Regions from separate parts of the Homo sapiens genome. Here region 1 is linked to region 2. Evidence: chromatin loops called from intact Hi-C (ENCODE). Cell type or tissue: endothelial cell of umbilical vein. All regions are shown on one strand. Links, peaks and the distances in the headings refer to the core of each region. The heading gives the core; the rest is flanking DNA. Region 1 overlaps SHROOM2 (shroom family member 2). Region 2 overlaps SHROOM2 (shroom family member 2).

Region 1 (10,632 bases), core at 325-8,324, 56 kb before region 2:
ATGACGGTTCAACTCCCTGCATCTGATAAGCACCTTTTCCCCTCAATTAAAAGGAAGGAGGCCAGGCACAGTTGCTCACACCTGTAATCCCAGCACTTTGGGAGGCTGAGGTAGGCGGATCACTTGAGCTCAGGAGTTCCAGACCAGCCTGGCCAACATAGTGAAATCCCATCTCTACCAAAAAAATACAAAAATTAGCCAGGCATGGTGGCATGCACCTGGGAGCTCAGCTACCCGGGAAGCTGAGGTGGGAGAATCTCTTGAACCTCGGGAGGCAGAGGCTGCAGTGAGCCGAGATCGCACCACTGCACTCCAGCCTGGGCAACAGAATGAGACCCTGTCTCAAACAAACAAACAAACAAACAAACAACTAAAGAAATATAAAAGGAAGGAGAGGGTATAGAGCGTGCACTGTCTCGACAAGGTCTGCAGGAGGAGGTGGACAGGCCATGTGGAAGCTATGCTAGGCTCCAAGGAGCTGACTTTCACGACACTTGAAAAACAGCCTTCCCACGAGACCACCCCCCATTTCCAAGTCAGACGTATCTGCATTTACCCGATCACCGGGAGAAGCGCCGTCGTCCAAATTATTGAGGGCATTCTCCACCCGGGCCAGGCGGCCTGACAGCGACAGCAGGAGGTTCACCACTTTGTCCAGGTCTCCAATGAACATCCGGAACTTGTCAAACTCGCTGGGCTTGCAGACGCCTTTCACGATGGCCTCCACCTCGGCCCCCAGCACGGTGTTGGCCTGCACGTCCTCCAGCAGGCTCTCGCGGGCCTCCCGGAGCACCTGCAGCTTGCGGCTGATGCTCTCGATGAGCTCCTGCTGTTGGGCACGGGATGGCAAGGGAACACGGAGACACTGGTTAGGCCGGCCCCCACCCCGGCCACACTGCTCACTGCCACCTTGGCGCACCTACGTGAAAGGTGCAGCTGACCTGCGTGAAAGCTCACTTTTGCATCACCAAATAATAGGGGATTTATACGACTAAGGGAAAGAAGAATGACTCCTAATGGCACTATTGGCATTTAAAAATAAAATAAACCTGTTCTCGTTCTGTTCATGCCCTATTAGAGAACGTCGGAGTTGTGGCCCCGATGCTCGTCATGGTAGATGCAGTTTCAACCCATATCTTTGGAAGGAGTCACAGACCTATGTATTCTGTCCTTTGGAATTTTCTAATTTAAAGATTCACATAGAGAGAAAGTAGTGAGTCTTATGTCCAGCACCAAATTCCGTGATTAGTTATGTGTCCTGTACATATAATTATTGTCACTAGCAATTATTTTTATTTATTTAATTTTTATTTTTGAGACAGGGTCTTGCTCTGTTGCCCAGGCTGGAGTGCAATGGCCTCCCGGGTTCAAGCAATTCTCGTGCCTCAGCCTCCTGAGTAGCTGGGATTACAGGCGTGCACCACCACACTTGGCTAATTTTTGTATTTTTAGTAGAGATGGGGTTTCACCATGTTGGCCAAGCTGGTCTTGAACTCCTGACCTCAGGTGATCCACCCGCCTTGGCCTCCCAAAGTGCTGGGATTACAGGTGTGAGCCACCGGGCCTGGCCTAGCAATTAAAATTTTAATTGCTAAAGAGAAAAAAAAAGAAAAAAAATTTTAATTGCTAATACTAGCATATAAAAATTAAGACCAATAAAGGGATACGAATGAACTTAACAGTCTTTTACTATAACCTACTGATTTCAACTTGACCAAAATGCAAACAGATGACTGTTTTCAAAATTGTAGTAAAATATATGTAACATAAAGCTTGCCATCTTGACCACTTTTCAGAGCATAGTTCTGTGGTGTGTGGTACATTCATGCTGCGATGCACCTGTCACCACCATCCGTCTCTAGAACTCTGTCATCTTCCCCAACTGAAACTGCGTAACTATTAGACACTAACACTCTATGCCCTTTCCCACCAGCCTTCTAAATGATGACCTTTTTTCTACTTGTTTAGAGAAGCGGTCTTGCTATGTTGCCCAAGTTGCAGTGCAGTGGCTACTCACAGACATGATCATAGTGCACTACAGCCTCAAACTCCTGGCTTCAAGTGGTCGTGCCCTGATTCCATAATCTATGGGTAAAATGACCAGCCGGATGAGCATTAGGCAGGAAAAGTCAACCCCACAGCAGGAGAAACATGTGCCAGATACGAGGCAGCCTATTTCCTGATTGCGTGAGGTCTTTCCCTCACATGGATGCATTTATTTTATTTTATTTTATTTTATTTTTTGAGACAGGGTCTCACTCTGTTGCCCAGGCTGGAGTGCAGTGGCATGATCACCACTCACTGCAGCAGTGACCTCCTGGGCTCAACCAATCCTCCCACCTCAGCCTCCTAAGCAGCTAGGACCATAGGCATGCACCACCACACCCAGATAATTTTTTTATTTTTGTAGAGACGGGGTCTCTCCATGTTGCCCAGGCTGGTCTTAAACTTTTACCTGCCCAAAGCAAGATCTAATCTTCCCCAACCTTTCCATAAAGAAATCCTCCACCGCCTTGAATGAATGCAGGTCTTAAGATCCCCATATTCCTGAAGGGTCCTGCGGCACACCTAGGGGGAAGGAACGCTACACAGAGAGGCCAACAAGAATCTCAACAGGCAGACCTTGTGGCTTTCTCCTCGGTCTGTTAGGACTGGATTGTAGTCTTTTTGTCCAATCACATTTCTACACAGATTTCTATCAGGCCTATCCAATGAAGGCTCCATAAAAGGCCCAAGAAGACGGGGCTGGAGACTTCCTGACAGGTGAAGACAAGAAGGTTCCTGGAGGGTGGAGCACCCAGGGAGGGCATGGAAGCTCTTCCGCACCCCTTTCCCCATGCCTCGCCCTACACATCTCTTCATGTGTATCCTTTGTAACATTCTTTATCATAGATGTAAATGTTTCCCTGAGTTCTGTGAGCCACTCTAGCAAAGTAATGGAAACTAAAGAGGGGGTCATGGGAACCCCAACTTGAAGGTGGTTGGTCAGAAGTCCCTGAGACTCAGACTTGCGACTGGTGTGTGTGGGGGGTGCAGTCTTGGGGACTGAGCCCTCAACCCGTGGGATGAGACGCTACCTCCAATTTGACAGTGTCACATCTGAACTGAATCAGAGGCCACCCAGCTGGTGTCTGCTGCAGAAGTGACTGCTCGCTGGGTGTGTGGGAAACCCCCCTCACACATGTGGTCACCGAAGTCTTCTGTGTTGGTTGCTGTGGCGTGAGAGCAGAGGAAAAGTGGTTTGTGCCTTTTCCTACTCACTACCTATCTGGAGAGACTGTTTAAGTTGAGAATCTCACAGCTGAGAATGTGGCCAAATTTTAGATAGTCATCACTTGAGGGAAAAGCACAAAACAGGAAACAGGCATGAAGAACTTCCCAAATTCCTGATACCAATGCTAGCCTGAAGGAAGACTGCAAGCAATGCAGGGAACTGTGGATAAGGAAGGACGCCCGCCAGGGCTGCTCAGGAATTTTTTTTTTTTTTTTTTTTTTTTTGAGACGGAGTCTCTGCTCTGCCACCCAGGCTGGAGTGCAGTGGCGCTATCTCAGCTCACTGCAAGCTCCGCCTCCCAGGTTCACGCCATTCTCCTGCCTCAGCCTCCCGAGTAGCTGGGACTACAGGCGCCCGCCACCACGCCTGGCTAATTTTTTGTATTTTTAGTAGAGACGGGGTTTCACCATGTTAGCCAGGATGGCCTCGATCTGCTGACCTCGTGATCCGCCCACCTCGGCCTCCGAAAGTGCTGGGATTACAAGCGTGAGCCACCGCGCCCGGCCGCTCAGGAAATTTTCAGTGCCATTATTCTTCAGCAATTACGGAAATGTAGATTTTATACTGGTGCATGAACATGTGCCCTCAAAACCTACCTCAGCTGAGCTAATTTGAAACTGGGCTCTCTGAAAGGAGTCCAGATTTCTTTATTGGTTCTTTTACATGTCATATGCAAATTTTTATTGAAACCATTTCCCCTTTGTTAAAGGGCCATTGTATAAAGAACAGCCGTTGGCTTTCAAAGATTTCTGAGACAAGACCTGGCCTGGGACAGTGAACAGATCAGTGGCTGTCCACACCACCCAGGGTGCTGAAGGGCTCACCACTGTGGTCCATACTGTCTGGCAGGCCCATCTGCTATTTCTTGCAGTGCGTGGCTTTCCAGGAGGCTCAGGTAAGAGCCTGCAACAGTAGAGACCAGGCACACAGCCACTCTCATCCCTCCACTAAGAATGAGCCCTGGGCCATTCATTCCCTTCCTCCACCTTTTGTTCCCTTCTATAGGGGAAACAAGGTCTATTCTGTCTGGGCCCTGCACTCACCTCCTGGTTCCAGGGAAAAGCCATAATTCTCAAAGATTCTAAACTTAAACCAATCAGCTATCTGGTTCAACTCAACATGGTGCCCTCTTTTCTGGGCAGAGTCCTTCTGAGCTGCCCCAAGTATAAAACCATATCTTGTCATCTCTGCGTGATGCTTCTCTACCAGCCACCAGAGCCCCCTGCTGCCTCCCTGCCTGGGGCTTCCACTCTCTCAACTCTGTCCTTAGTCTTCTCCTAAAACAGAGGGTTCCCTGATTTGGCTCTCAGCTCTATGACCACCTAGCAATGCTGTGACTGAGACAACTGTGGTCGCCCTGGGAATGTTGGAAGCCTACGGAATTAGGGTCTCATATGTTCCCCTGAAGCAGCTACAGAGCAGGTGGCCTGCTAAGTCCCCATCTGCGCTATGCTCGCTTCCTCCCTGAACACGCCTCCGCCTGTGCACGCGTTGCAGGAATGTGCGACATCATAAGCGTGTGGCTGCGGGAAAGCAGGGAGAAAATGTAATGCAGCAGTGGCCGCTTTGTCCAATCAAGCAGGAAAACAGGACCGCTGAGTCATCAGCACCATAGAGAGCTGGGATGTACAGCATGTGCTTCTGGTGCAGGTGCCCAACTCACACTTGCTGAACTAAAGTGAGGCCAACTTCCAGCCCACAGTGACTCACTCAGTTCCGGAGCCACACTTCTGGTGAGGCGGCTTCCCAGCATCTCCAGCCTCCCAAAGCAGGTGGACAGAGTGCCCCACAGATGAGGGCGGCAGAATCAAGGCATGCCGCTTCTGAAATTCATTATATCATGAAAAACAAAGGCATGCGAGCAAAGAATGCAGTTCTCTAAACCTAGGGTGTGACCCAAATTCAAATGGTCCAGATGGTATGATTTTCCTGGTTCTGTGTGGAAAAACCGAACATGTTTTGGATTCTTTATTATTTTTTAAAAGAGGAATGTGCAACCAGAATGAAGCGAATGGTACCGTGTGCCAGATGGAGGGCCCGTAAAAGCCCCAAGACCTAAACCCTTAATTTTCATTTCCCTTTTTAATACCTTGAACCAAAAAGTTACCATCTTCCAGCCCGGAAGCAGTGGCTCACGCCTGTAATCCCAGCACTTTGGGAGGCTGCGGTGGGTGGATCACTTGAGGTTCGAGACCGGCCTGGCCAACATGGTGAAACCCCATCTCTACTAAAAATACAAAAATTAGCAAGGCTTGGTGGCAGGTGCCTGTAATCCCAGCTACTCGAGGGGCTGAGGTAGGAGAATTGCTTGAACCCGGGAGGCAGAGGTTGCAGTGAGCTGAGAGTGTGCCACTGCACTCCAGCCTGGGTGACAGAGGGAGACTCTATCTCAAAAAAAAGTTACCACTTTCTAATTTGAAAATAATTTTCCTTTATCTGAGGCAGGGGGATCGCTTGAGGCCAGGAGGTCAAGGCTGCGGTGGGCCATGATTGCACCATTGCACTCAAGCCTGCACGACAGAGCAAGACCCTGTCTCAAAAATAAATAAATAAGATAAAATGAAAGAGAATGGTGACTAAACTAATTTGACATTGGATCCTATTGAAACAGCAAAGAGACGTTTGTGGAATGGCTCAAGATTAGGACATAGAACTAACAACAGAGGGCTTCACTAATATCACCTCAAATTCCACTGTCCTGAGTGAAAGCTGAACACAAACGCCCTGGGACACGTGGTGCAGGGTCTGCGCTGGGGCAGGATGGTGTGATCCGGATGCCTGCCCCTGCCTGGACACGCACACGCTGTCATTTGGAATGGACTCTCCTACCTTCTTCACCGACAGGTCGTGGTCCAAGTCGCTTCCCGAATCCTCTTCGTGCTCCTGCTGCTCCTGCAGGTCCTTCATCTTGATCAGCAGCTCCGCCTTGGGGGCCGACGTGCTGTAGTAGGTAGAATTGGTGGCCAGGGACACGGCCGCAGGCACGCTGGGCTCCTCTTTCCTGGGTAAAGGTGTGGGAACTTCAATGAGCTGGGACTGTGCACGCAAACAGCCCCTCTGCCCCACCCCCTGGGTTGTGACAAATCAACACTGGTGCTCACGAAAGGACACCAGCCAGGGAGATGAGACAGCCAAAGGGGGAAAAGTAAGTAGGTAACAAGGTTAAAACTAAAAACCATCAACCCTGTCAAATGGATACTCGTAAGTGTATGAAACATAGTTTTTAAAAAAGGCAAAAACTCAAATAAGCAGGAATATCTAAGAATCTCTGCTACAGAGGTGAGAGCACAGATGATCTCTACCAGGAGCCTGGGTTGATGAGGACAAGGACATGTGTGACGCTATCTACAAACACCAACCCTTCTCCCTTCCTCCCAGCAGCCCTGTCGGCGCCCTCCTGCCTGGGTCCACTTGGTCCAGCTGCTCCTCCTTGGCTGTGTGTCATACCCACTCCACCTTCCTACCCATGAATGACGCTGTGCTGGCAGAACATATGTCAGCAGCAGGGAAGATGCCACCACGCATGCCTTTGTGGTCAAGTGGCTGAAGGAGATACGCTGAAAGTGCTACTTACAAAACCAATTAAAATACATTTGTTCAGGCAGGTGTAAATTGTCGTAATTTTTTTTCATTTCTATTTCAAGAGATGGGGTCTTACTCTGTCACCCACACTGGAGTGCAGTGGCACCATCATAGCTCACTGCAGCCTCCAACTCCTGGGCTCAAGTGATCCTCCCACCTCAGCCTCTCGAGTAGCTGGGACTACAGGTGTCTACCACCACGCCTGGCTAATTTTTTGTACTTTTTGTAGAGACTGGGTTTTGCCATGTTGTCCAGGCTGGTATTGAATTCATGGGCTTAAATGATCTGCCTACCTCGGTCAGCCAAAGTGCTGGGATTACAGGTGTGCACCACTGTGCCTGGCCAAATTATAATAAATTTTTTAAATGCAGATGTAAAAAAATTTCAAATAAAGTTTTAAAAAAACATTTCATAAAGAAACACATATATATTCAATCTAAGCCTTCATTCTCATGTTGGCACTAGGGACACGTGGGGGCTGGATGACTCTCTGTGGGGGGGGCCCTCCTGTGCACTGTAGATGTTGAGCAGTGTTCCTGGGCTCCACCCACCAGATGCTTGGAACACCCCTCCCCACAGTGACATTGCCAACTGTCCCCCAGGGTAGACAGCGGCCCCCACTGAGAACAGCTGTCTTACGAGAAAGGAGACCTGTGGGCATCATCAGAAATCCTGCTGGCCTCAGGCCAAGGCAGCTTGGTGGTCTGCAGTGTGTATTTTCATGTCAGGCCCAAAGCCGTTAACCCTCCATTTCTCTTTCCGGAGGCTCACAAAAAAGCCAAAAAGTGCTAAGCATCGAGGAGCCCTTATGAAAACCCGTCTTCCCCAAAAGCACGCATGAAAACAGAGAGGCAGACCCCCTTCCCTTTACAAGCCTAAGAGATGCCAGGCAGAGTCACGCCCAAGCTGGGAGGCCACGCCTACTCACCTCTCCTCTGTGCTTCTAGGAGAGGGGATTTTGGGGAGCAGCTTCCTCCGTTGCTGGGCTTCTTCCAGGAGGTGCTCGTCTTTGGGGAAGATGCCTTCCATCAAGTCCATAGTGGTTTTGATCTTCACACTGGGATCCAGGATGTCGGCCAGGGACTTATCCTTCCCCACGATCTCCCTGGCCAGCTCCTCCGACTTCAGGTCTTCCACAGTCTTCTCTTTGGCCTTCATGTAGCTGAGCCCTGGAGGGGAGGTGCAGCGGTCTTTCTCGGGGGGCACCTGGGTGCCCAGGGGCTGGGGCTCAGCCGGCTGGGCCCTATGTGGGGCCTCGGGCTCAGCACCCTGCCGCGTGTACAGACAGAAGCGCGAGTAGAACTGCTCAGATGTGCTCAGCGTCTTGATCTGGTCTTTCTCCAGCCCGTGGGGCAGGGCAGGTGGCTCGGCGGGGCATGCCAGGCTCTGGCGGCTCTCCTTCTCTGGCTGGCTCTCCGAGTGCACGATCTTGATGGGCACCATCTTCACCGTGGTGTTGTTGTCCATCACCCGCTCAATTCTGGAAGATGAACAGTCTGCTGAAATCGCAAAGCATGCTCCAGCCACAGACCCTGATTGACGTGTCCCCTGCCCTCCCCTCTGGATGGGAACCTGACTCAAAGGCACTAGCCAGCCACCCAACTCGAAGGAGCCTCCATGATCCCACATCCTGGATGAGGCAGAGGCCTCAAGAAGCTCCCTCTGACTCCTACCTCCGCCTTCCAACCACAGCATCCTTTCTATGCTCAAACCGCCAATGCCACCCCTGAGGCATCCCAAGGTGTCCTCCAGGGGTTCGTGGAGGGCTGTGAGGACTATTTAATACCATTTGTCATTCCGCAGATGATAATGCAAACTTCAACAAGCCCTGTTGGGTTAAATGTTCTTTTGTAGGGGAAGCCTGCAGTGGATGGGCATTTTCCAGGATTCCCATCCGTCCTTAGGTTGGTGCAGGCCCGCGGGTTCCTGCGTAGTTCTCAGGGCCTGGGGAGGGCTCCTCTCCGGAGTGGCCGTGCTTGGAGTCAGGCCAAAGCCCCCCACCACCCCACTTGGGAGAACCTCCTGTGCCATATGCAGGACAGCCCACCCAACACTGTCCTTGTACCCCCCGCCCGCTGTGCTTCAAGCTAGCGTTGCACAGATTTGCACACCAGTGAGATACGATCTCGCAGTAAGCAGCGAGTCATCGGTTCTGTATTACTTCCAAAGGGCACAGTTTTGCTTTTTTTTTAAAAAAGTGTCAGCCAGATGTGGTGGGTCATGCCTGTAATCCCAGCACTTTGGAAGGCCGAGGCGGGTGGATCACTTGTGGTCAGGAGTTCGAGACCCACCTGGCTAACATGGAGAAACCCTGTCTCTACTAAAAATACAAAAATTAGCCGGGTGTGGTGGTGCGCACCTGTAATCCCACCTACTCGGGAAGCTGAAGCATGAGAATCGCTTGAACCTGGGAAGCAGAAGTTGCAGTGAGCTGAGATCAGTGACCTGAGATCACACCACTGCACTCTAGCCTGGGCAACAGAGCAAGACTCCATCTCAAAAAAAAAAGAAAAGTTTCTGGATGAAAGGGACTAGAGAGGTACCTAAAGCATCCCTGGGAGACTGGGGGAGAGAGAACAGGAGGAACAGGCCCAGCAATGCCACAGTCCCTTGTCTGGGGCAGCCCTGCACCTGCTGCTCTCAGCGGCACCGTGCTAGACCATGCTGACCAGGGCCATCTCAGCCAAGAGCTTTTCAGAGCACTGGAGAAGCAGCCCCATATGCTGGTGGTCAGGAGGGAAGCAAAAAGAAACAGGCCAAACTCCACAACCCCAAATTAGGATGTGTTTCTAATGAAGTCAACCCAAAACTGCCCCTACGATGTTACACAAATGTATCCAATTTTCCACAGCAGGAGGGCAGCCACGATGCTCTAAATTTAATGCTGTTTTTCCCTCTTTCACTGGTGACTGGGAATGCAGGAGGGCTCTTTCCCTATCAAGGCAGTGGTGCTCAGGCTGAGATGAACTAACTGCGTATTTTCCTCCCTCTCTCCAGTAGGGTTCAGCAACATCTGATGTGTTTTATCTAGGGACTCACAGACACCTCACAACTGCTTCCTCATGAAGACAATTTACAAAGTCTAACTGTGGAAAATACCATTTAGATAGGTCAGACTTATGAAGGAAAACCCTGGCTAGGCACAGTGGCTCACACCTGGAATCCCAGCACTGTGGGAGGCTAAGGTGGGAGGACTGCTTGCGCCCAGGAGTTTGAGACCAGCCTAGGTAACACAGTGAGACCTCCCCACCTCTCTGTTAAAAACATAATAATAATAAATAATAATAATAATAATAATAATAAAAGAAGGAGGAAAACCTGGCCACCTTATCCAAGCACCAGCAAACGCAGAACCCTCTGCACTCCCTTCACCCCCGCCCCCCCGGCTCCCGGGAGAAGCTCTGCTTGCCTATTACTGACTTTCACATCAGCCTGTATTGGTATCCTCCCCCTTTTGTGCAGAAATTTGATGTGCACAATAGAAACAAATTAAACAACATAAACAAATCTCCCTTCACAGGTTTTAAAATATTGGGAAAGAGGCTGGGCCCAGTGGCTTGCCCCTGTAATCCCAGCTCTTTGGGAGGCTGAAGCAGACAGATCACCTGAGGTCAGGAGTTTGAGACCAGCCTGGCCAACATGGTGAAACCCCGTCTCTACTAAAAATACAAAAATCAGCCTGGTGTGGTGGCAGGTGCCTGTAATCCCAGCTACTCGGGAGGCTGAGGCAGCAGAATCACTTGAACCCAAAAGTCAAGATCGCACCACTGCACTCC
Region 2 (10,632 bases), core at 865-8,864:
TTCAGGGGTTGCCAGCTGAATCCAAACCCACACCTTCTTTTTAGATTTTTGTTCACCACCCATTTGCCCTAACGCAGAGTGGGAATCACAGGCTCTAGATGTGCAGCAGCCCTTATCTTTATTTTTATTTTATTTTTGAGACAGAGTCTCACTTTGTTGCCCAGGCTGGAGTGCAATGGCATGATCTTGGCTCACTGCAACCTGGGCCTCCCAGGTTCAAGCGATTCTCCTGCCTTAGCCTCCCAAGTAGCTGGGATTACAGGCGCTCACCACCACGCCCAGCTAATTTCTGTATTTTTAGCAGAGACCAGGTTTTACCATGTTGGCCAGGCTGGTCTTGAACTCCTGACCTCAAGTGATCCACTCACCTTGGCCTCCCAAAGTACTGGGATTACAGGTGTGAGCCACCACACTCAGCCAGCCCTTATCTCTAAAATGTGTTCCTCCATAAATATGGACAACTGTTAACTTGTCAATTTAAAATCTTACAAATGTAAAAATAAATAAAGAACATTTATTCTAAATAAATAAGTAAGCAAATGTTGCCCTCTCCCTGCCCCAGTATGAACACAAACAGCATCTCCTATCTTTTGCTGGAGAAAAGGTATATGGGTCCCTCAGGCGGCTGGGTCACACACAGTTCAGACAGCTTATCTGTGTCTATTTACCTAGGTAACAAAGTAAAGACAGCCACCTTCTGGTTAACTAAGACTAGTAGCCGCATCTTCCCCTGAGCCTCTTAGTCAACCAAAGATCCCCCCAGGGAGTCATGACAACCCACACCAAAAGGCTAAAGTCCCTTCAGCCAGGGCTCCTGAATATGGACGAGCTTTCCTGGGCTCCCCCGCCACAGTCCCCACCATCCCATGTGTGGCTTCTTAGTGTCTTGGCCACATCTGCCCAGATGTGATGAGGTGTGTCTGGTTAGAAATCCCAATGGATGTCGGTAATGCAATAGGGCCTCCAGGGGAACACTGCTGGGCGTGAGATCCTCCTCCCGAGCTCACTTCTCCAGCCTCATGGTAGGAAGCCAGCTTTACATTTCTCTAATTTGGGACAGAACTGACAGCTGATAACCCAATCAAGAATGGAGAACGAGCTCAAGCGGGCCTCTTTAAATACTTTGTGGAGATCAGATGTTTTTCCCAGCAGGCAAAAACATTAAAGAACATTATGCAATAAAGAACATTTTACAAAATAAAACTGAAAAGCATGTATAACACAAACCTTTCGATGACTCAGATCATTTTAACGAGGAAAAGTATACGGGTGGCAAAATGTGGAACATGCTGACTTTATGACAGTTTCCCAGGAACCAAAGAGAAAGTATAAAAGACAAATTCAGCACCCCATGGAAGGAAAGCAATTGTAAAACCCAGACTGTACCTCATGGAATTTCTCAAAATCCTCGTAAGGAAGGTTCTGGCCATGTGAATTTCATTTTCAGCTGGCTTTCTCTGTGCTATGACATCCACAACTTCTTTCATCTTCCTTTATAGTTAATTAATGAAGAAAATAAACTAGACTGACTGAAACTGGAGGAAAGGGGAGAAAAAGAGAAGGCTAGGAAAAGAAAACGTCTGACACTCAAGACGACGCTAGTTCAGCCCTGCTTCGGGAATAACTGGGCTACTAGCTGGTTTAGAGGGTCAGCAGTTCTCCATGGGTACAATAAAAGTTCTCCCAGATAAACTATCATTAGCAAGCACATATAAGAATATTAGCAACAGATTTTGTTCTCACAAAGTATGCATGCAAATGGCCGGGTGCTGTGGCTCACACCTGTAATCCCAGCACTTTGAGAGACTGCCGTGGGAGGATTGCTTTCGGCCAGGAGTTTGAGATCAGCCTGGGTAGCATAGCAAGACCCCATCTCAGCACAAAATTTAAAAATCAGCCGGGCGTGGTGGCGCGCATCTGTGGTTGCAGCTACTAGGGAGAATGAGGTGGGAGGATGATTTGAGCCCAGGAGGTTGAGGCTGTAGTGAGCCGTGTTTGCGCTACTGCACTCCAGCCTGGGGGACAGAGCAAGACCCTGTCTTTTAAAAAATATATACGTGTGACAGATTATGAGGAATCCAGTGACCGTGCCATGCCATGGCATGAGGAAGCCCAAGTGAGCCACGTGGATAAGGCCGTATGGAAAGCGACACCAGGCAGCCCCAGCTGTCGCCCAACCTCCTGGCCCCACGCACCAGACACAGGAGAGAAGGAAGTCATTTGCACGTATGGCCCCTGCAGAGGCAACGTGGAAAAAGACTGAGGAACCCAGCCAGCAGCCAGAACCAAGGCCCAAAGCTTCTGGGCATCTGCTGCTGCTCAAGCCAGCCCCGCGGAAGGCCCCTGTCATGGGGGAAGGGAGAGAGTGAGTCGCAGCTGTGCCCTGCCTCTATTCCTAGCTTTGGCCCTGGACAGATGGACATCAATCCCGGGTGTAGCCACTGACGAGTCAAGAGGGAGGAGGGAAGTCACTTATCCTTATTCATAAGTGGTTAATTTATTCAAAGTGACAAAATCCAAAGTTCAGTTCCTTGGTCATTCTGGCCACATTGCGAGTGCTCAATGGCCACATGTGGGTAGTGGCTACTGCCTGGGCAGCACAGATATGGAACATCTGCAGCCCTGCAGCTGGAGCACTGCCTTAGAGATGTAGTAACCCCATCTCAGCTGCATGGCAGGAATGCTGCTACGCCCCTGCGACTGTCTGCTGCCTGCAACCCTAGCACAGTGACTGTTTACACCGCCTCCCTCCCCAACCCTTCTATCATGTGCAGATAACTACCTTTTAGAGATTTTCTAGAGCATATTTTTAAATCTTGAAATAGCCAGCCCTAACACATAGCATGCTTCTGAGTACCTCCGTATAGGCCAATTGCTTTGTGCTCAATTTTACAACTAGAACTTCTGTTTGACACCACTAATTTTGGGGCCACTTTTCATGCAGCAAAGATGATCAAAATGGAGAGTAATCATCTTAAATCTGCTTTTAAAAACATAATAATTTTAATTTTTTATTTTTTGTAGAGATGAGGTCTTGCTATGTTGCCCAGGCTGGTCTCAAACTCCTGGCCTCAAGCAACTCTCCTGCCTCAGCCTCCGAAAGCACTGAGATTACAGGCATGCGCCACCATGCTCGGCCTTAAATCTGCTTCTGAAAATATCCAGGAAGTATCTTCCTCCCCATGTACACAAAGCTTCAGTTTGCAGAACTGTTTCAAATAAAATGAATCATCCCCATGCACCGATTCCTTAAATCCAAGTATGAAGAGAAATTAGCCCTTTAGCTTGGTCAGTTACATCGGGGAGACAGCAGCTTGCTGGTAACATTAACCTAAACCAGCAGTTAGCCAAAAAACCCAAAATACATCTCAACCTTCCACTGGCCTCAGGCTAAAATAAGAATTAATTCAGTGTTGCAAATGAATAAGGCAGTGACCACAGAAGCCTTCTAGCAGCTGAGAAGGCTAAACAATCCCGTTCCTGGACCAAAATCATTCTGTTGAAATCGGAACATTATGTTTTAAAACAAAATTGTAATAATAATATCATTTCAGATTTACTTTTACCTTAGAAGTTTATTCTATAATGATGATACTCAGCTTATATCTAATACAGACTTTAACAGCTGGCCATTTAGTCAAAACGTATACTGTTCCATGGGTGGAAGAATGGACAAACAAAATGTGGTCTATTCCATACAATGGAATATTACTTGTCAATGAAAAGGAAATTTTGACATATGCTACAACATGGAAGAACCTTGGGGATGGTATGCTACGTGACATTAGACAGTTACAAAAGGACAAATGCTGTATGATTCAACTTATATGAGGTACCTGATTTGTCAAAATCATGAATGCAGAAAGTAGAATGGTGGTTGCCAGGGGGTGGGGGAGGGGAGACTGAGAAGTTGCTGTTTAATGCATATAGAGCCTCTGTTTTGCAAGATGAAACAAGTTTCTGGAGATTGGTTGTATGATGTGAATACACTTAATGCTACTGAACATTACAATGGTTAGGATGGTAAATTTTATGTGTATTTTACCATAATTATCAACAACAACAAAAACCCAAAGTGTATATTGTGCATCTCCCATAGCTATGGGACATCCCTGTGGATGTGTCCATCGGCGGGGACAAAAAGATACAGGGTTGAGGTCAAAATGCAGGCCAGGGAAAGAGGAAGATAGGACAGTCCGAACAGGGGCGTCACAGCCAGAGAGGCTGATGGCATGGAAGAGGGCTCCCCATGGACGGGAATGCATGTGCAGAAGGCATCTTGGGTGGGAGTTGTCGGAGGCAGGCAGGGAACCTGCCTGGAAGTGAGACTTCCATGCCTTCAGAAAATGCATCTCACCTGGTTTATTCCTGCACAAGCACACACTCTTTCCAAACTGTCTGAAGAGAATGAGCAATGCTGTATGAGGCAATGAAAAAATGAAAACAAACCCAGAAGCTGCTTTTTAAAAAGATAATATACAGATATATGTGTTCTTACATATGACACGGTCAGCAGTTCTTATACGAATTGTGGCTTTTTTTTTTTTTTTTTTGACAGGCTCTCCCTCTGCCACCCAGGCTGGAGTACAGTGACGCAATCATGGCTCACTGCAGCCTCGACCTCCTGGGCTCAAGTGATCCTCCCGCCTCAGCCTCTTGAGTAGCTGGGACCACAGACACACACCACCACGCCAAGCTAACTTTTTGTATAATGAGAGATGGGGTATCGTTATGTTGCCCAGGCTGGTCTCACACTCCTGGGCTCAAGAAATCTGCCTGCCTCGGTCTTTCAAAGTGCTGGGATTACAGGCGTGAGCCCCTGTACCTGGCCTAGGGATAATTTTTTAAATAAGCAAATGAAGACACACAGTGAAAAGAGTTGCACTCTTTCTGCTTTAACTGAAGATATCTTGGTTACTGTGGACAGTGAAAATTTACTAATATATATGCTTTTTTTCTCAAGTCTTCTGAATTTCCTGGTGCATAATGAATGTATTTGGGGATCAAGCCGGGGTCAGAGTGGTTTCTGTTTGTTGGCACCTCTGAAATGGCTGGATTGGTGTTGATAAGGAGATGGTGGGGAGGACCTTCAGCCCCTACATGCTGGTCGCTCAATCACAGACCCGTGGAGTTGGGGACAGAGTGCTCTGGCGCCACCTAGAGCCCGCCTACACTCCCGGTCCCTCTGGCTGAGTTTCAAGGGCTCCCAGAAGGACTTGAGTAGACTGAAGGCTGTGGTGTTTCCTCCTGCACAAGCCACGCACTCTTTAAACACTTTAAACCACCTTGTCCCTAGAACCGTGGGTCTCATGTGCAGGACAGACATGTTTCTGTGTATTCCCTTTCATCCTGCAGACTTGACGAGTGCCTTTCTTTCCCCAGTCTGCCTGGTTTTGTGATCATTCTCCCAAGCCATTATCATTTAAAAATTTTATTTATTTAATTCAAAAATTTTTTAAAGAGATGAAGTCTCATCATGTCACCCAGGCTGGTCTTGAACTCCTGGGCTCAAGCAATCCTCCCACCTCGGCCTCCCAAAGTGCTGGGATTACAGGCATGAGCCACCACACCCAGCCCAGGCCATTATCATTCTTCCAAAACATAATGTTTAGCCAATGCATACTATTCCTTTCATATAACAAAACACCATGGTATCGACAATATCGAGTTTTCTGGTACTCCAGATGGAATGATTCATTCTAATGGTGGGTTCCCCTGAAATCCCTTCCCCATGGATTGTATACCAAACTTCATTGAAACTTACTTCAATTTTTTAGAGTAATTTTATATGCTAGGTAGTGTTTGGGTTTTTTTTTTTTTTTTTTTAAAGGACAGGGTTTAGAACACAAATATAAAAAAATGCTAGGATGTCATTGAACATTAAGAACAACAGCTGTATGTTTGAGCCCAGGAGTTCAAGGCTGCAGCGAGCTATTATTGCACCACTGTTCTTCTGCCTGGGTGACAGAGCAAGACTCCATCTCTAAAAAAAAAGAAAGAACAGATTAGATATCAAATATCCTGTTTTATTTTTAAAAGGAATTATTACAAGAACTGCTTCAATGAAATCTTTATTATTCACAAAGAGCAGAATTCCTTCCCTTCCCTCAAACTAAAAAAAAAAAAAAAAAAAAAGAAAAGAAAAAAAAAATCACGAGTGTTGGGTTATTTTCCTAACCTTTTAGAAGAAAGCAAAGAAGCACCTCCTCCCAAGACAAATAGTTTGTGTTTCGTGCCCCCAGCTAACTAAGTGCACAGTAAGAGCACTGGCTGGAGGCCAAGGCAGGGTCTGGGAGGGGAGGCGCCTTGGCCTGCTGGGAGCCTACGGTCTGAAACACAGGCCCACCTGGTCCCCCTGCCTGGAAACTGCGATGGGGGGCGGGGGGTGTTGGTGGTATTACATACGTGGGGGGCTTTTGGCCTACACTGGGAGCTGAGGAACGTTTTGTGGGAAAACAGATAAATAATAGTTTCTAAGGGCTTCTTGGAGATAAGGAAGAGCAGGTTTTGAAAGAAGAGTCTGCAGTTGGAAAGGCCTTGCAGATACCGGTCCAGGATGGGAAGCCCTGGAAACAGTCTGGGGGCCTCAGGGACTGTGACAAGCTTCCTGATGTCAGACCCCAGGGTCTGGGGAGAAGGGAATTTACCTGGCAATTGCTCACACTCTTCTAATCCTTTAAACAAAAACCACCTCTCTGCAAACATCAAATGAACCCCAGCTCTGACTCTGCTTCCTTCCTTTTCCTGCCAATCCTCCGGAAGGCTTCTTCCTCTCCCAGTCTGCCTGCACCTCCTGCCAGATCAGTCTCCCTGCATGCAACACAGCCCTGGCCAGGTCTTGCCCTCACTCTAGAACCATCAGCTGCTCCCAGTTTCCACAAAAGGAAGTCCATGCTCCTAGGTTCTCTGTGGTCTAGTCCAGGGGTTCTCAGAGCATGCTCCCTGGGCCGGCAGCGTCTGTAGCATCTAGGGTCTTGGCAGATAAAGCAAATTCTCATTTCCCCAAGACCAAGGAAGTCTGGGCTGCAGTGGGACAGGAGTGTCTGCACCACCTGAGCAGCTGTGTGTGAGCCACTGGGTGCTGGCCCCATCCTACGTTTCCACCTCCCTCTCCCAAGCCTCCCCCTCTACTGTTCTCACTAGAACTTCCAGCTATGGCTTCCAGCTTTGGAGCACCTAGTATGGCTGGCAGACGTTTATATCTGCCTCTCAAAACTGGCTCAGCTACAAAGGATCGCTCCGCTGGCCTGTCCTCAGCAAAGACTTTCCTGGATCAACTTCCACCCTTCCTTCCTCTCTGAGTCCGCACTTGTGAGAGCTCTTCAGCCCACTCAGCTGCAAGCTCCTGGAAGACGGGACCTAAAGGAATGATTTTAACCACGTGGTGGGAGTGCTTCTCACATACATCACATGAATGTATACAAGTACGCCAGAGCACTCTAGAAATGGTTAACTCTGCATGTATTTTCTATAAGAAAAGTCGCCCCCTAAAGGCACTGTGGGAAGATTTATATGCAGTGTCTTTTCCCAGGCAGTGGTGCGGCAATGCCTGCGTGAATGGTGACATCATGTCTGATAAAGTCTATGGTCCTAGGAGATAAGAGGCAAGTAGTTCCTGCTTTTAAACATGAAGAGAACTGAGGCAAGATAAAAATTCCCAAATGACCTAAGTAGCTGAAACTGAGACATCAGAGCCTCATTGTAAGCAAACGCCAGGGCCCAGCAGCAGCATTCACGTGGGGTGAGAGCCCCAGAGTTGCTCTCCACCTGGCCAGCCTGCCTGCCTCACCCCTAGCAAGAGCGTGCCCCGCCTCTGGCCTCCACCTCTGGTGTTCAACCTGGGTCCTATGGCAGAAAAGACTGCAGAGGAATGCCACAGAAGCCACAGGCAGAACCGAGCGGCACAGAACAGAGGAGTGGAGCAGACCCGAATGACTTGTTTTTCCCATTAACCTCTGTAATGTTCATTTCTATAAACCCATTACTGTTGGAAAGAAAAGGAAAAAAAAAGACGATCGCTGTCCCAGTATCCAAACCACTTGTGTTCAACCATATATATGCCCCAGGTGTCAAATCATCATTTCATTCAGCTTGATGTTTTAAAAAGGGCACCCACACAATTTCCTGGCTATGTTTCAACAGAATGAATTTGTTGGCAAAGAAACTCAGCACATTCAAGTGTGCAGTCATTAATATGACTCGTTTTATATAGCCCTAAGGATGAACACCACGGATATAAGAAAAAAGACACAAAAAGTTTAACTTGTTGAGTCAACATATCAGTATACACATGGCAAAAGCCATACCAAAAAAAAAAAAAAAAAAGCAACAAGGGATTGCAGACTGCTGTTCTCTAAATGCTATGCTATGTATAAAGCGCTCTAGCCATGTAAATAGACGCAAAGGGAAAGGAAAGAGATTTCAAGAAACAATCTCCCCTAGCCCTTTGTGGAATTCTGCCCACTAGAGCTCAGCAAACAATATCCCCACCTAGCCCTTTCTGATGTTCTGCTCATTACATAAAGCCCATAATAATTTACTGTATTTTTACTCAATTTGTCCTCAAATTCCCTTCCCAGAGCCCATGGTTACTCAAGGTACTAGAAGAGTTAAGAAGATACTCTTCATAGAAAAACAAAAACCAAGGTATAGAGAAGAGATACGAGGTTTAGGGAAAGTAACCAATAAAAGAGACTTTACAGTCACAGCACAGCAAAGAAACATTGAGCCCAGACCATGAAAAGAGATGAAACTCAGTGGCAAAATCGGGGAGGCAGAGGGAGGAAGGTCCACGAATTCCTCTGAATGCAAAGTTACAGGCACTACCACCACAGGTGAACTGAATGTGGCAGTAGTGAAATGCTATTACAACTAAATCACATTTCTCCAAAGGAAGCTTGTGCTTTTATTCCAAACTTTTTACAGATCCTATACACATTCAGAGAACTATTAAATACCACTGCACATGTGGTCACTATGGTAAGCCAGACGTCCACTCACATGGGATCGACATATGCCGAATGGCTGATAAAAATCTTCCCTTATTTGATCACTTATCATCTCACCGAGAGGGTGGCAGGCATCCTTTTCTTTGCAAGGGCATTGAGCCAGAGAACATTCCTCTGTGTCTTTACATTTAATAAACCACCATGTCATAGTTGGCAAATCAAAGTAGTGAAATCACTGAAGAAAGATCTGATTCCTTCCTCTTCTTTGTCATTTACTATAACTGCAGACCAATGACCTTGCTTTCCGTACTATTAAAGGCAAGCACACCCACAACCAGCAGAGTAAATGGTACAACTACCCTCCGTGGTGCAGAGAACTGTTGCTACCTGCCCTGTCCATGACGCTGGCTACCTTACCAAAACATGGTCTGGACGTCGGAACTACTCGAGTTATTTAATCAGCCCACTTCACCTCCCCATCAATGCTGTCATGACTACCATTCAGCAAAGCCTTCTGAGCACTCTCCTTAAACATGCCACTCCATTCCATTCCAAAGGCCTTTGGACTCTAACTGCCACAAACAGGCTTTCTTTAACAATAAAACCAAGTTATCAGGCAACTATTCTAAATGGTTTTTATGAGGATTTGGTTCTAAAAGTACCTTCAGATAGCCAAGACGTAGGAACGCATCTTGCAGTTGGGGACAGGAGGGGTTTGAGTGTGTGTGGGTGGGAGGGAGACATGGGATGAAGTTGTTTTCATTATGGAGCATTTTCTTTGTGTGAATAAATTAGCAAGTGACATTAAAACAAACAAACAACAACAACAAAAAAAACAGGCTTTTGTTACAGATAAGGTATGCCCCTCACTTTGTAGAAAGGGCCAAGGCTGTGTCGGGTACTTCATTTCTTCCCCCAAACTCTCCCACCTTGGAACCAATGGGTGTTAGTGGTAACCGGGCTTGAGGTGACAGTTCTAAGAAGAGGCGACATTTACTCCGCCTTTATGACCTGCCGGGCAGCCATCGCTCATGGCTCTGCCAATATCACCTCTCCCTGCCCCTTGGCAACACACTGAAAGCACGTTTGTCTCCATCTGGACAAAGCGGCCAGTGCAGGGCAGAGCATGCCACAGCGTGCCAGTGCCACCACAGCCAAGGACGGGATGGACAGAGAGGGGACCCGCTCAGTGTGCTCCATGTGGGACAGACAGAGCCTTTGGGGACGTCTCGACCTGCAAAGGCCTCATCTACCTGTCCTTTAGGGGTGACTGCAAGGGCGAGTGGCACACTGGACAGAAGCCACATGTGGGCCTCCTGCCCTGCTAAGCCCACTAAGAGGTCAGCACGTGATCCCAGGGGCCCTTGGTGTCTGCTGGGCTGCTGCCTCTCGCAGGACACTACCTCCCAGATGACAGACACCAAGACCTGTCCCCAGATCCCTGCGCCCTCAAGTCTCAAGAGAGGACATTCCCAGAGTCTGCTCTCAAAATCTCACCAGAACACTCTTCTTTCCAAGCCAATAGCAAACTGGGAATTCAACCAGTGTAGATCAACCTTTTCTCCTAAAGCTCAGGGCTTTCAATTTGGTGGATCTCATTACAGCTGCTCTGTTTTAAAAAATAAAAGTCTACATCATTTGTGGAACCGATAAAAAAATAAAAGTCATTTAAACTTCATCGTTA

What was found. A loop is a pair of places that touch in the nucleus more often than their neighbours do. Peaks named below come from ENCODE experiments on the same cell type or tissue, not always from the same donor. Only the 100,000 strongest peaks of a DNase experiment are listed, where the experiment ranks them.
Region 1: it touches region 2 in a loop (7-fold over the local background); 6 of 110 quality-filtered maps call a loop at or near these places.

Annotation. Positions count from the first base shown.
Region 1 is chrX:9,934,838-9,945,469 of GRCh38, reverse strand. SHROOM2 (shroom family member 2) reads right to left here. Exons shown (of 10, transcript NM_001649.4): 7 at 7,785-8,336; 8 at 6,104-6,275; 9 at 557-829. Among named protein-coding and RNA genes, the nearest start is that of CLDN34, 27 kb to the left of the region's middle. RefSeq lists enhancers at 2,907-2,986, 3,127-3,286, 4,324-4,823, 4,908-6,107. In endothelial cell of umbilical vein, for the core only: no CTCF peak of the experiment used is centred there; a DNase peak (open chromatin) is centred at 4,899; H3K27ac peaks cover 913 bases.
Region 2 is chrX:9,879,872-9,890,503 of GRCh38, reverse strand. The region is part of intron 2 of SHROOM2 (shroom family member 2); the gene reads right to left. Among named protein-coding and RNA genes, the nearest start is that of CLDN34, 82 kb to the left of the region's middle. In endothelial cell of umbilical vein, for the core only: a CTCF peak has its summit at 5,169 (motif pointing left); DNase peaks (open chromatin) are centred at 5,153, 6,283 and 7,513; H3K27ac peaks cover 2,812 bases.